2 separate regions of the Homo sapiens genome follow, and region 1 is linked to region 2. Evidence: chromatin contacts called from ENCODE Hi-C data. All regions are on one chromosome and are shown on one strand. The core of a region is the stretch at or near the end of the contact, and the rest is flanking DNA. Distances in the headings are between cores, read along the strand shown. Region 1 overlaps LOC105374925 (a long non-coding RNA gene). Region 2 has its middle 50 kb from the start of ERVFRD-1.

The links. Hi-C counts contacts between places; a loop is a spot of excess contacts on that map. Pooled maps may share reads with other maps.
Region 1: a pooled map of heart right ventricle shows a loop between it and region 2 (2.1-fold over the local background). The contact joins two enhancer-like sites. A Hi-C loop is called at or near these places in 2 of 168 maps with a recorded cell type or tissue (PC-3 and naive thymus-derived CD4-positive, alpha-beta T cell), 5 of 37 single-sample maps with no recorded cell type and 12 of 50 pooled maps.

What each region holds. Positions count from the first base shown.
Region 1 is chr6:11,313,872-11,319,314 of GRCh38, reverse strand. All of the region lies in intron 4 of LOC105374925 (a long non-coding RNA gene), which reads right to left. It also overlaps a transcript of NEDD9 not described here. Among named protein-coding and RNA genes, the nearest start is that of NEDD9, 84 kb to the right of the region's middle. RefSeq lists an enhancer at 853-1,072. Within about 2 kb of position 3,499, at least 6 of the 41 ENCODE cell types and tissues checked have a DNase peak (open chromatin) inside an H3K27ac peak, as active enhancers do; they include PC-3, where a contact is called at or near this core.
Region 2 is chr6:11,159,074-11,164,964 of GRCh38, reverse strand. No RefSeq gene overlaps it. Among named protein-coding and RNA genes, the nearest start is that of ERVFRD-1, 50 kb to the right of the region's middle. Within about 2 kb of position 3,569, at least 2 of the 41 ENCODE cell types and tissues checked have a DNase peak (open chromatin) inside an H3K27ac peak, as active enhancers do; they include PC-3, where a contact is called at or near this core.

The DNA of each region.
Region 1 (5,443 bases), core at 2,250-4,749, 150 kb before region 2:
ACAGGATGCTTTTCTGCTTTGATTCCCCATTCCCAGAAAAGGGCGTTGGCCCTGAACTTGGGGCCAGGCACCCAGCCTGGGCCAGGCAGCTGTGAACAGCAGAGCTTGGTCATGTTGTCCAAGCTGAAATGTGGGTCCCGCTGTTCTGAGTGGGCAGAAGAGCCAGGGGAATCTTTTCAAGCCGAGCAGATATTCCACATGGCATCTGCACAACCACAAATAAAGTTGTTTATCTTTGTCACTTTAATATTATAACAAAAGCATTATAAAAACAAGGCAGAAACATAATGAACTCTAAGGCCCAATAAATCTCTTGGTTAAATGGCCCTCGTGGTTTCTGAAGTTATCCCAGAATGGGATAATGGCAGAAATGAATTAGGTATAAACTGGACAAATTCTCACCTCTCCTGTTGTTTCTTTTCAGCCAATAGTTTCCTAAAAACTGGGTTATCAGAGACGCTCTTTTAGAGTAAAACAATTTTTTTTTTTTACATTTTTAAAAACAGAGCTTCTCTCCAATGAATGTCCAGAAAGACCATACATTTCAGGGCTGGCCTACAGGACATATTTCAAAGTGATGTGTAATGTCATTTTAGAAGAGTGAGCTGTTTTCTGTTGTTTTTTTTTAACTTAAAGACAAAATGGCCAGGGAAAAAGCTGCCAAGTCTCTGAGTAATCTTATTGAGGGTTCAGCTTTCTAAGTATGACCTTATGCTAGCAACAGCCCCTGAGTAACAAGAAAACAAGCCAAGCTAGGAAGCCTTGTTTCTATGAGACGAAATGGTAAGACAGCAAAGTCTGAAGGTGAATTCTAATTATGTAACATGAGTGAGTCATCAACGCCGTCAGCGATCACAGACAATGATGCAGTGACCCGCCGTCTCCCCACACTTGCAAAGCACAGAGGCTGTGTTTCTCATCCCCCGCTCCACACCTTCCTCTCACCCCTCCTTCCTTCCTTCTTTTCTATTTTTCTCTTTTCTTTTCCATTTTGTGCTGCATTACTCAGGGTTCTCAGAACCAATAAGATACACATATATATTTAGAAAGTGATTTCTTGTAAGAACTTGGCTCATGTGATCATGGAGGCAGGCAGGTCCCAAGATCTGCAGAATGAGTTGGCAAACTGGGGACCCAAGAGAGCTGATGGTGTGGTTCCTGTCTGCGTCTGAGGCTCTGGAACCCAGGAGAGCGGATCACATAGCTCTAGCACAAAGGCCAGCAGGTTTGAGACCCAGGAAGATCTGATATCTCCATTTAAGTCCAAAGGTGAGAAAAAGCCAATGTTCTAGTTCAAAGACGACCAAGCAGGAGGATTTCTCTCTTGCTCAGGGGAAGGTCCACCTTTTTGTTCTATTCAGGCCTTCAACTGATTGAACAAGGCCCACCTGCATCGGGAGGGCCACCTGCTTTACTCAATTTACTGATTTACACGTTAATCTCATTTCAAAACACCCTCAGAACACCCAGAATAATGTTTGCCCAAATGTCTGGACATCCTGTGGCCTAGTCAGGTGGACGCATAGAATTAACTATCACGTGTGCCTTCCTGTTCTCGGGTGCACTGGCCACGCATGCTGTCACCCATTTCCCGTTTATCATCTTTTCTTTACAGCCAAGTTTCTAGAAAGAGAAGTCTAGACTGTCTGCAGTTTCTCATCTCTCATTCACAAGTCAACCCAGCGGCAGTTGGCGCCTGTCCCCATCATTTTCTTGAAACTGATCTCAAGAATCTGCATAATCTAATTGTCAAGTTCTTTCCTCTGTTCTTTGTGTAATAACGCACCATCCTGAATCTCTCCTTCAGGCCTCTCTTCTCTGTGCGGCCCTCTAGGAGTGATAGTCCCCAGGATCCTACCATCTTCCTATCTATCTTTTTTTTTTTTAATTTATTTTTTTGAGACGGAGCCTCACCCTATAGCCCAGGCTGGAGTACTCACTGCTACCTCCACCTCCCAGTTTCAAGCAATTCTCCTTCCTCAGCCTCCCGAGTAGCTGGGATCACAGGCCCGCACCCCCATACCCAGCTAATTTTTGTATTTTTAGTAGAGACGGGGTTTCACCATGTTGGCCAGGCTGGTCTCAAACTCCTGACCTGAGGTGATCTGCCCGCCTCGGCCTCTCAGAGTGCTGGGATTACAAGTGTGAGTCACCGTGCCTGGCCCCCTATCTCATTTAACAAGCTCTGTCTGGCAGATGTTATAAGCTCTCTTGCTTTAACTGCCAGCTCTAGGCTCATGACTATAAAATCTCTGTCTTCAACATTCTCTCTCTCTGAATCTCAGACTTGGGATATATAACTGCTTACAGATTCTCTCCCCATTGGATAGTCTCCACATGAAACTGGAACTTAACATGCCGCATTCAAATTCACCATTTCCCCCGTAGACTTAATTCTTAATTTCTTCTTTCTCAGAATGATACTAGCATCCATGCAGTCTCCAGAGGTTTTATCCAGGAGACATTTATTACCAACGGCTCCGTCTCCCACCTTGTAATTCAAATCAGTTACTATGCTCTTTCGGTTCTCCTTGCTAAATATCCATTTCCTCTCCTCTTCACTGTCCCTGTCTCCAGCTTAATCCGAACCTTCCTTATAATTCTCAACTGGAGTATAGCTTTATAATGGATTTCTCTCCACCTCCATTTCAACTGCCCCTTCAATGAATTAGTGACTATTTTCAGTGTGATTCTTATGCAAGAAAATGTGATCGAGTTAATTCCCACTGAAAGCATTTCCAAGCCTACCCCATTGCCTTTAGGATACAATATGAAGACAATTGCAACAGTCCAGGAGAGAGACTGTGAGCTAAGACAGAGGCAACTGAGATGGAGACACAGGACAGAATGAAGGGAGCTGGGAGATCCTACAAGCTAGAAATGCCAAGACCCCATTACCCATGAGACGATCAGACGTGGGAGTGAGAGTAAAGGGAGATGAAGGAAATCCTCTCCATCCTGACTTTGATGATAAAGTGAGTCATAGTCTTGTTCTCTGAGCTGGGGAACTCTAGATCCTGACTTTCCTCAAAGCAAACAGCAAGTGAACTTACTTGGGTGGGGCACCCTGTCTGGGGAAGCAAAGCCTTCAGGAAACTCAAAGGTCTGCGTAGAGATGAATCAGAGACTCAATAACGAAGAAATAAAAATTAATACCAGATGGGTGAAGGAGGCAGTTGAAAGTCCTTGTAAATAGTCAGCATCCAAGAGTGCTGCAGAAGTGGAAGGTGCCACAAACAATGCTCTTCTGCCAGGAGATTCCTAAAAATCTGCTGGCAAAGACCAGAGAAAGAATCAGAGCCACGTGCCCAGCAAGACATTACCTAAGCTCAAAAGGGTTTAAAGGACTTATAACCCTGCCTTTTACCCTCAATTATTTCATGATCACCACCATGCCCTTTTTCCTGGTCAGGTGGTTGGCAGTAGTTTGGAATACCTTGCTGTTTGTAGAACATGTTAAAGCATGAATTATTTGTTGCTATGCCTTCTGGGTGCATATTTGGATGCCCTAACAGATGAACTAATAGCTCTTTTCATCTCACTCTCTTTATTGAGTCTTGCCCATTTACAACAAAGGAGAGACTTGTTTTGTAGATCTTTAAAACACACCTGAGGATTTTGAATTCATTTATAAGCCAATCCCCTCCAGTGATCATTCAGTAAGAACCAAAGTCATTTGCAAAGCTATACACCAACAACATTTAAACTGGTTAAATTGAGCCAAACCACCCAATTTGGCTGTTCAGCCAAATTCAAGTATGTCCAATGCATTGGGATATTAAATCCCCAACAAATTCTTCTTTGGCATGGCCTGACAAGATCACTGGTATTTATTGGTTGCTTTTATACAAATGGAAAGAAATATATCATAACCAAAAAGTTTTCACAGGCAACCTCATTAGAATCTTGCATGGGACCCAAGAGTGGGCTGAAGAACACAGTCTTTCCTGCCAAAGAGCAGCCTTTTGCTCTGCAAGCAGGTGGCTGATGGGCTGTTTTATGAAGGGTTTAATGATCTCTGTCTGCCTTAGTTACCTACCAAAATAAACTGTGTGAATCCCAACGTGGTAGAAGGACTCCCTCATTAACTGTCAAGCAAAATCTTGGTAGGGCTCCACAGCCTGAGGAAATAAAGTTGCTAAGGAAGACAAGTCAGTGATTCTGTAGTTTCTACAGACCTCTGCTTCAGATACTGTTAGCAGCCCAGGAAGTAGTTCTGTTGGCTGCATTGATCCTGGGCCCAGAATTACCCTAAGGCAGAACCATCAGGGAGACAGAGCTAGATCAGTCTCCATTCCCCTAGGACACTACTCATTTGGCGACAAGCTAACCAGAGAGCTTCACTCAATTTATAATATTCATAACTGATAAAGGCCTTTTCTGGTATCCCACTAATTATATATCCAGGTTATAACCTAAATAAGATACAAAACTGAGGATGCATTTTTGTCTGATCTCTTTATTTGATGCCTGAGGAAACTGAGACTCAGGAATGGCTGAACTGCCTGAAGTTGCACACCTGAGAGTCGAGCCCAGGTCTCCTGACTTGCAGGCCACAGTTCTTCCTGCTGTGAATACCATCATGTGCTGCCAGCTGCACATGGTTGAATGGGAGTTACAGAAGTTTGGAAAACCTGGGTCAGATATCAGACTAGAGAAACATCCAAAGAGAGATAAGAAAAAACATAGACTGGATGGTCCACAAGCCTCAGTGTAGGAAATGAAGTGGATTAGCCAGGAAATCAGGAACCTAGGCTGTTTTGAGGGGGCATAAAAGCTGCCTTGCTCAATCATGCTTATTTCAATCTATAGAGAGAAACACCCTACAGGCAGAAGACCTGCCATTTTTACCCATGCTTGGTCCAAGAGTACGCCTTCCTTCATCCATATTTCTAGCTTTCTCCCCACCCACTCCTTTCTTTGGAAGGAAGTTATTTTCCTTTCCTATCACTGAAAATTCTAACAGAGCCCCACTGAGAGTCTTCTTCATCCTACGTCCTCATTTAAAGCCAAATTTTACTGAGCACTTACTATGCACCAGGTGCTGAGCTGGGGTAACAAAGATGGAGCAGCCACAGTTATAATCCACAAGGATCTCCTCATCCAAAGGTCCTGTTTATGTAGAGTGCTTGCTTGCACCATGTGGACAGTGAGCATACTTCTAAACCCCAAATCTCAACATATGGTCCAAGAAAAGCCTGCTTTTCTAATTTGCGAATGTTTTATAAGGGTGTCTTTAAAAGGCTTACAAATTGAATTGTGTTAGTAAGTCCTATAACAAGTTCCTTTACTAGAAAAAAATAAATTTTATTAAATCAGGATTTTTGAGAAAAATCTGTGCTGTGTGTTCTCCAAATCCATATGTTTTAACTTGTAAAACCTCCCTATAATCACAGTCTATTGCAGTTGGGAAGGATCTGAAATGTCACCTAATCCAGAAGAT
Region 2 (5,891 bases), core at 2,320-4,819:
TGCCCTTTGCCTCGCTGACATCTGACCTCAGCTCAACCTCGCCTCCCACATTCCAGCCACGGGGGCATCTTCTTGGTCTCTCAGATAAGCCAAAGGCATTCCCCTCAAGACCTTTGCACCAGCTACCCTGCTGCCCTGCGGCTCCCCTCCCGGCCACTCAGGAGCCCCCTTATCGTCACGCAAAGCCCAGCCACCTACACTTCCCAGTCCAAAGTACCCCCCAGCCACCTCGCAGCACACAGTGGTCTCCAGAGTCTCTCAGAATGCTCATCGCTTGCCTTTTTCTCTCTTCCTTCTTCCACCTAAAATGTGATCTCACGAGAGAAGAAAACTTGCCTGTCTTATCCACTGCTGTGTTCTCACAGACAAAAAGTGCCTGGAATAGGATATCTGCTAACAAGCATTTATTGAATGAGTCTTATGAGCATGGTAGATTTAATTTCCATGTGTGATTTTCTCATTGCTATGATCCCTAGGACACTCAGGGTCAAAGGCAAGGCTCACTTCTCCTACTTGCACAAGACCTTACGCTGTGCATTGGAGGGACCCATCGCAGCTCTGGCCTGATGTTTCCCTCCTATGTTCCTCTTGTACCGATTTGCTCATCTTAAGAAATATTTATAAAAGGCTGAATGCATCATTGAGCCTTTCTCAGCCCTTAATAAAATGTGGTGGTGTGTAAATACATTGGCAGGTGGCTTTTGCTAAATAGCACAAGATAGATTTCTGCAGGGAACAAGAGGAATCAGTCCTCCATGTCATTCACCAACTACAAGTGGGGAGAGCAAACCCAGATGCTCTCCCTATTTGAGTCAGTGCTGCAGTGGCCACAGAAAACATCCTGTCCTCTGCAGGAGGCAGGTGTGAATTCCCAGGTCACGGGTAAAGTCGGTCAACAGATGACAGGAGAGCAGACATCAGGCTGAGCCAGCCTCAGGACCACAGTGAAGGCAAACAAGGTGAGAGGGAAGCAGACTATCCACTCAGAGGCATTCATAGGACACTTTTAATTTTTTTTAAATTTTATTTATTCATTCATTTTATTTATTTATTTACTTTTTCTGAGATGGACTCTTGCTCTGTCTCCCAGGCTAGAGTGCAGTGGTGCAATCTCTGCTCACTGCAACCTCCGCCTCCCGGGTTCAAGTGATTCTCCTGCCTCAGCCTCCTGAGTAGCTGGGACTACAGGTGAATGCCACCATGCCCAGCTAATTTTTGTATTTTTAGTAAAGACAGGGTTTCACCCTGTTGGCCAGGCTGGTCCCAAACTCCTAACCTCAGTTGATCCACCTGCCGCAGCCTCCCAAAGTGCTGGGATTACAGGCATGAGCCACCGCACCCGGCCCATTCATTCATTTTAAAGATTGGTCTCCCTCTGTCACCAGACTGGAGTGCAGTGGCACAATCATAGCTCACTGCAGCCTCAGACTCCCAGGTTCAAAAGATCCTCTTGCCTCAGCCTCCTGAGTAGTTGTAAGTCAAGCTAAACTTCTTTATTGCTTATAGCATGTCTTTCTTTAAAAAAAAATTTTTTTTTAGATGACGTTTCGCTCTTGTTTGCTCAGGCTGGAGTGCAGTGGTGCGATCTCGGCTCACTGCAACCTCTGCCACCCATGTTCAAGCGATTCTTCGCCTCAGCCTCCTGAGTAGCTGGGATTACAGGCACCTACCACTATGCCGGGCTAATTTTTGTATTTGTAGTAGAGACGGGGTTTCACCATCTTGGCTAGGCTAGTCTTGAACTCCTGACCTCAAGTGATCCACCTGCCTTGGCCTCCCAAAGTGCTGGGATTATAGGCTTGAGCCACCATGCCCAGCCAAAATTTTTTAAATTTTTAATTGTGGTGAAAATTTTAAAGTGTTCAGTTCAGTAGTGTTAACTGTATTCACGTTGTTATGCCACAGACCTCCAGAACACTTTCACCTTGCAAAGCTGAAACTCTGAACCTGTTAGAAGCTCCCCACTCTCCCCTGCCCCAGCCCTTGGCAACCATCATTCCACCTTCTGTCTTTATGAATTTTGAAGTCATACAGTATATGTCTTTTCGTGACTAGCTTATCTATCATAGCATAATGTCCTCAAGGTCCCTTCATGTTCTAGCATGGGTCAGAATTTCCTTCCTTTTTAAGACTGAATAATATTCCATGATATGTTTATACCATGTTTTGTTTATCTATTCCTACATTGGTGGACATCTCTTGACTATTGTTGGATAGGACACTTTGGCATCTAAGTATGTCCTGCTCTGATCTGAGGGACATCTGCCCAAGCCAGGGCATCAGTCAGCACCCACCTCTCTCATGAGCCTGGAAAAAAATCCTACAGCCACGCAGGCCATGCCAGTTATGGTCTCCATACTCTGTGAGAGCCAAAGACTGCTGAGCATGCTTTCGGTCAGCTTGTCTTGTTTTATATATCTGTCTCCAGCCTTGTCCACTTTTCCCATACCTTCCAGCATGCATAACCACTCTGCCTGCATTTTGCAGACAACCTCTGCTTGTGTGGTCTGGCCTAGCAAAAGGCACTACCATCCACCCAGCTTGTGAAGGCAGAAATGAAAATCATTCCATTCCTTCAGGCCCCATATCCAACCAACGGCCAAGAGTAATAGAAGTGAGCCTCTAACATCACAGGATCTGCTCACTTTCACTATTCCCATGGCTGTTTCCTTACTGCCAGGTGCCATCATTGCAAGCTGGGCAACTGCAAAGGCCTCCTAACTGACCTCCCTGATTCCACACACCCTGCCCTTTCCCATCTGATCTCCACCCTGCTTCAGGGAGACAATCCCCCGATTCTGATATGATCCTGCCACCCCCTAAGGGCACCCCAATGCCCTCTCTTGGTGTGGCCTACAAGACCCTCCTTGAGTGGACCTCATCTCCTGCATCTCGTCCTCTCCACACCTGCTTCAGTCTTGCATGAAACCCCTCTACACGCACAAGACCTGCCATACCTTCCTAAATCGTTTCTGCTGTTTCTCCTGCCTGGCACACATTTACCTGTGCTTCACCGGCCTAACTCTTCCACGACATTCATGAAGCACCTCGTGCTCTGTATCATTCCTGAGCCCAGGCTCTTTCCTCCTGTACAGCCTCAATATTGGAGCACCTGTTTCACACTCCTCCTTCAGTTGTTGGAGGAATCATTTCTTTCCCCAGATTCCCACAGTCAGTCTGCGTTCTTTGCACAAGTCCTCAGGGCAGAAGGTCATATTCCCATCCCCACTCCCCCACCACCTTCTTTTCTATGGTAAGGAGACATTTCGTAGTGTAATAGTACATAAGAGCTTCTCAAAAGCCCATTGTTAAGCCTGAGTAGCATATAAACAAATGCACTTAAGAGGAATGTTTAAATTGTGAATTATAGGTACAAAAGGCACCATAAACAATTTAAACTAGGGAAGAATTGCCCTGCTGTGTGTCTCTGTTCTATCCAAGTATTCATGCACAAGGGCTGAGTCACAGATCAACAATGAAGAATGGGCATTCAGTTCCATGGCAGAAACCATGAATGCTAAGGGCACAGACAGACATTCGTTTTATGTCCCCTGGTTTCAGTAGTTGATGAAAAATTACCCTTTCTGTCTGAGGCTTTCTTTGTCTGAGCTCAAATTTCATTTTGAAAATTCCGAACAAGCTCTCTTCAATTAAAATGAATCATTTTCCCACATAATAAGAAATGTAAAAGGTTTCTGAACAAAGTTGGTTGAGCTTGGGGAACTGATTGGTCAAAAAAGAATGAAGGCTGTCAAATGACTTTAATAAGATTTTGGATGAGTGGGATGAGGTTTTTAAAGGAAAGACGTTCCTTGAAGGCGCATACCTTTTTTGTATTAGCAGTTTTGGGAAATTGGAATTTGGATAATCCTAGGCTCAAGCAGGGATAATAGAAACAAAACATGGCCATCTGCTTTTCTTAATGTTTTCATGGAAAGACAACTTTTAAATTTACAAGACTAACTACAATCTTCTCTCCTGCAGATCCAACTTCATATTTTAATGTGAATTATCTCAGATTGATTCTTTCAATAGAACAACATAATACAGTGTCATATTTGGAATTTGGAAATAACATTTTCAGGTCTCTCAAGAAGGTATCTGTCTTCATATTCATATTTTAAATTAAGACAGAACCCTCCAAAAAGCAACTGGAAATTTAGAAATTTGAAACTAAACCAAATTAATTCATTTTCACTCAAAAGTAAGAAAAAACAAAATTAACCAAAACAAAGTAGAAATACTAGTAGAGATAAAAACAAAAGTAAGGGATTTAAAAACAAACAAAAAGTAGAATTGATGAGTAAAACCAAGATTTTTGCTTTTAAAAGTCTAGCAAAAAAAAAGATAAAAAAGATTTACCTTTTCTGATATTTCATATAAATGATCACAATATGTGGACTTTTGTGACACTTATGTTTTTGGGACTCACCCATATTGTAGCATATGTAAGTAATTCAGTTCTTTTATTGCTGAGTAATATCCTATTGCATGGATATGGTACAGTTTGTTTATTCATCAGTTGATAGACATTGGATTGTATCCACTTTTTGGCTATTGTGAGTAATGCTGTTATGAACATTCATGTACAAATTTTTGTATGGACATGTTTTCATTTCTCTTGGGTAGATTCCTAGGAGTGGAATTGCTAGGTTATATGGTAACTTTATGTTTAAGATTTTGAGGAACTGCCAAACTCGTTTCCAAAGGGACTGCACCTTTTACATTCACACTGGCAATGTATGAAGTTCCAGTTTTCTCCATATCCTCACTAACACTTGTTACTGGCTGTCTTTTTTTATGACAGCCATTCCAGCGGGTGTGCAGTAGTATTTCCTTGGGGTTTTTAGCTGTAGTTCTCTAATGACCAGTGATGCTGAGCATCTTTTCATGTGCTCATTATTCATTCATTATCTCCTTTGGAAAAATATCTATTCAAATCGTTTGCCCATTTTTTAATTGGCTTATGTGTCTTTTATTATTGTAAGAATTCTTTAGATAGTCTGGATATGAGTCCCTTTTCAGATACATGATTTGAGAATATTCTCTGTGTGTTGTTTTTCACTTTCTTGATGGCATTCTTTGAAGCACAAAATTTTTTTAATGTTGATGAAGTCCAACTTATCAATCTTTTCTTTTATCCCTTGTGCTTTTGTTGCCATAACTAAGAAACCATTGCCTAATTCAAGATCATAAAGAGTTACTACTGTGTTTTCTTCTGAGTTTAATGATTTTAGCTTTTATATGTAGATACATGATTCACTTTATTGTGTATGGTAGGATTTCAGGGTACAAATTGATTTTTTTGCATGTGGATATTCAGTTATTCAGTTCTTCCAGCATTTGTTGAAGACTATTCTTTTCCCATGAAATGGTCTCGGCTGCTTTGTCAAAAATCAATTGACCATAAGCATATGAATTTATTTTTGGATTCTCAATTATATTTCATTGGTCAATATGTCTATCCTTATGACAGTAAAAAACAGTCTTGATTTCTATAGCTTTGTAATAAGTTTTGAAATCAGGAAATATGAGTAACCAGTTTTGTTCTTTTTAAAGATTATTTGGACCATTCTGGTTTCCTTCCATGCCCATATGAATTTTGATAGAAATTGTGTTGAATCTGTAGATGAACTGGAATATTGCCATCCCAACAATATTAAGTCTTTCAATCTGTTAATATGGAGTGCCTTTCCATTTATTTAAATCTTCTTTAATGTTTTTCAATACTGTTTTGTAGTTTTCAGTGTACAAGTTTTGAGTTTTGTACTTCCTTTTATTCCTTAGGAATAAAATAAATTTATTCCTAAGTATTTTATTCATTTTGACACTCATGTAAAGAGAATGGTTTTCTTAATTTCATTTTCAGACTATTTATTACTACTGTATAG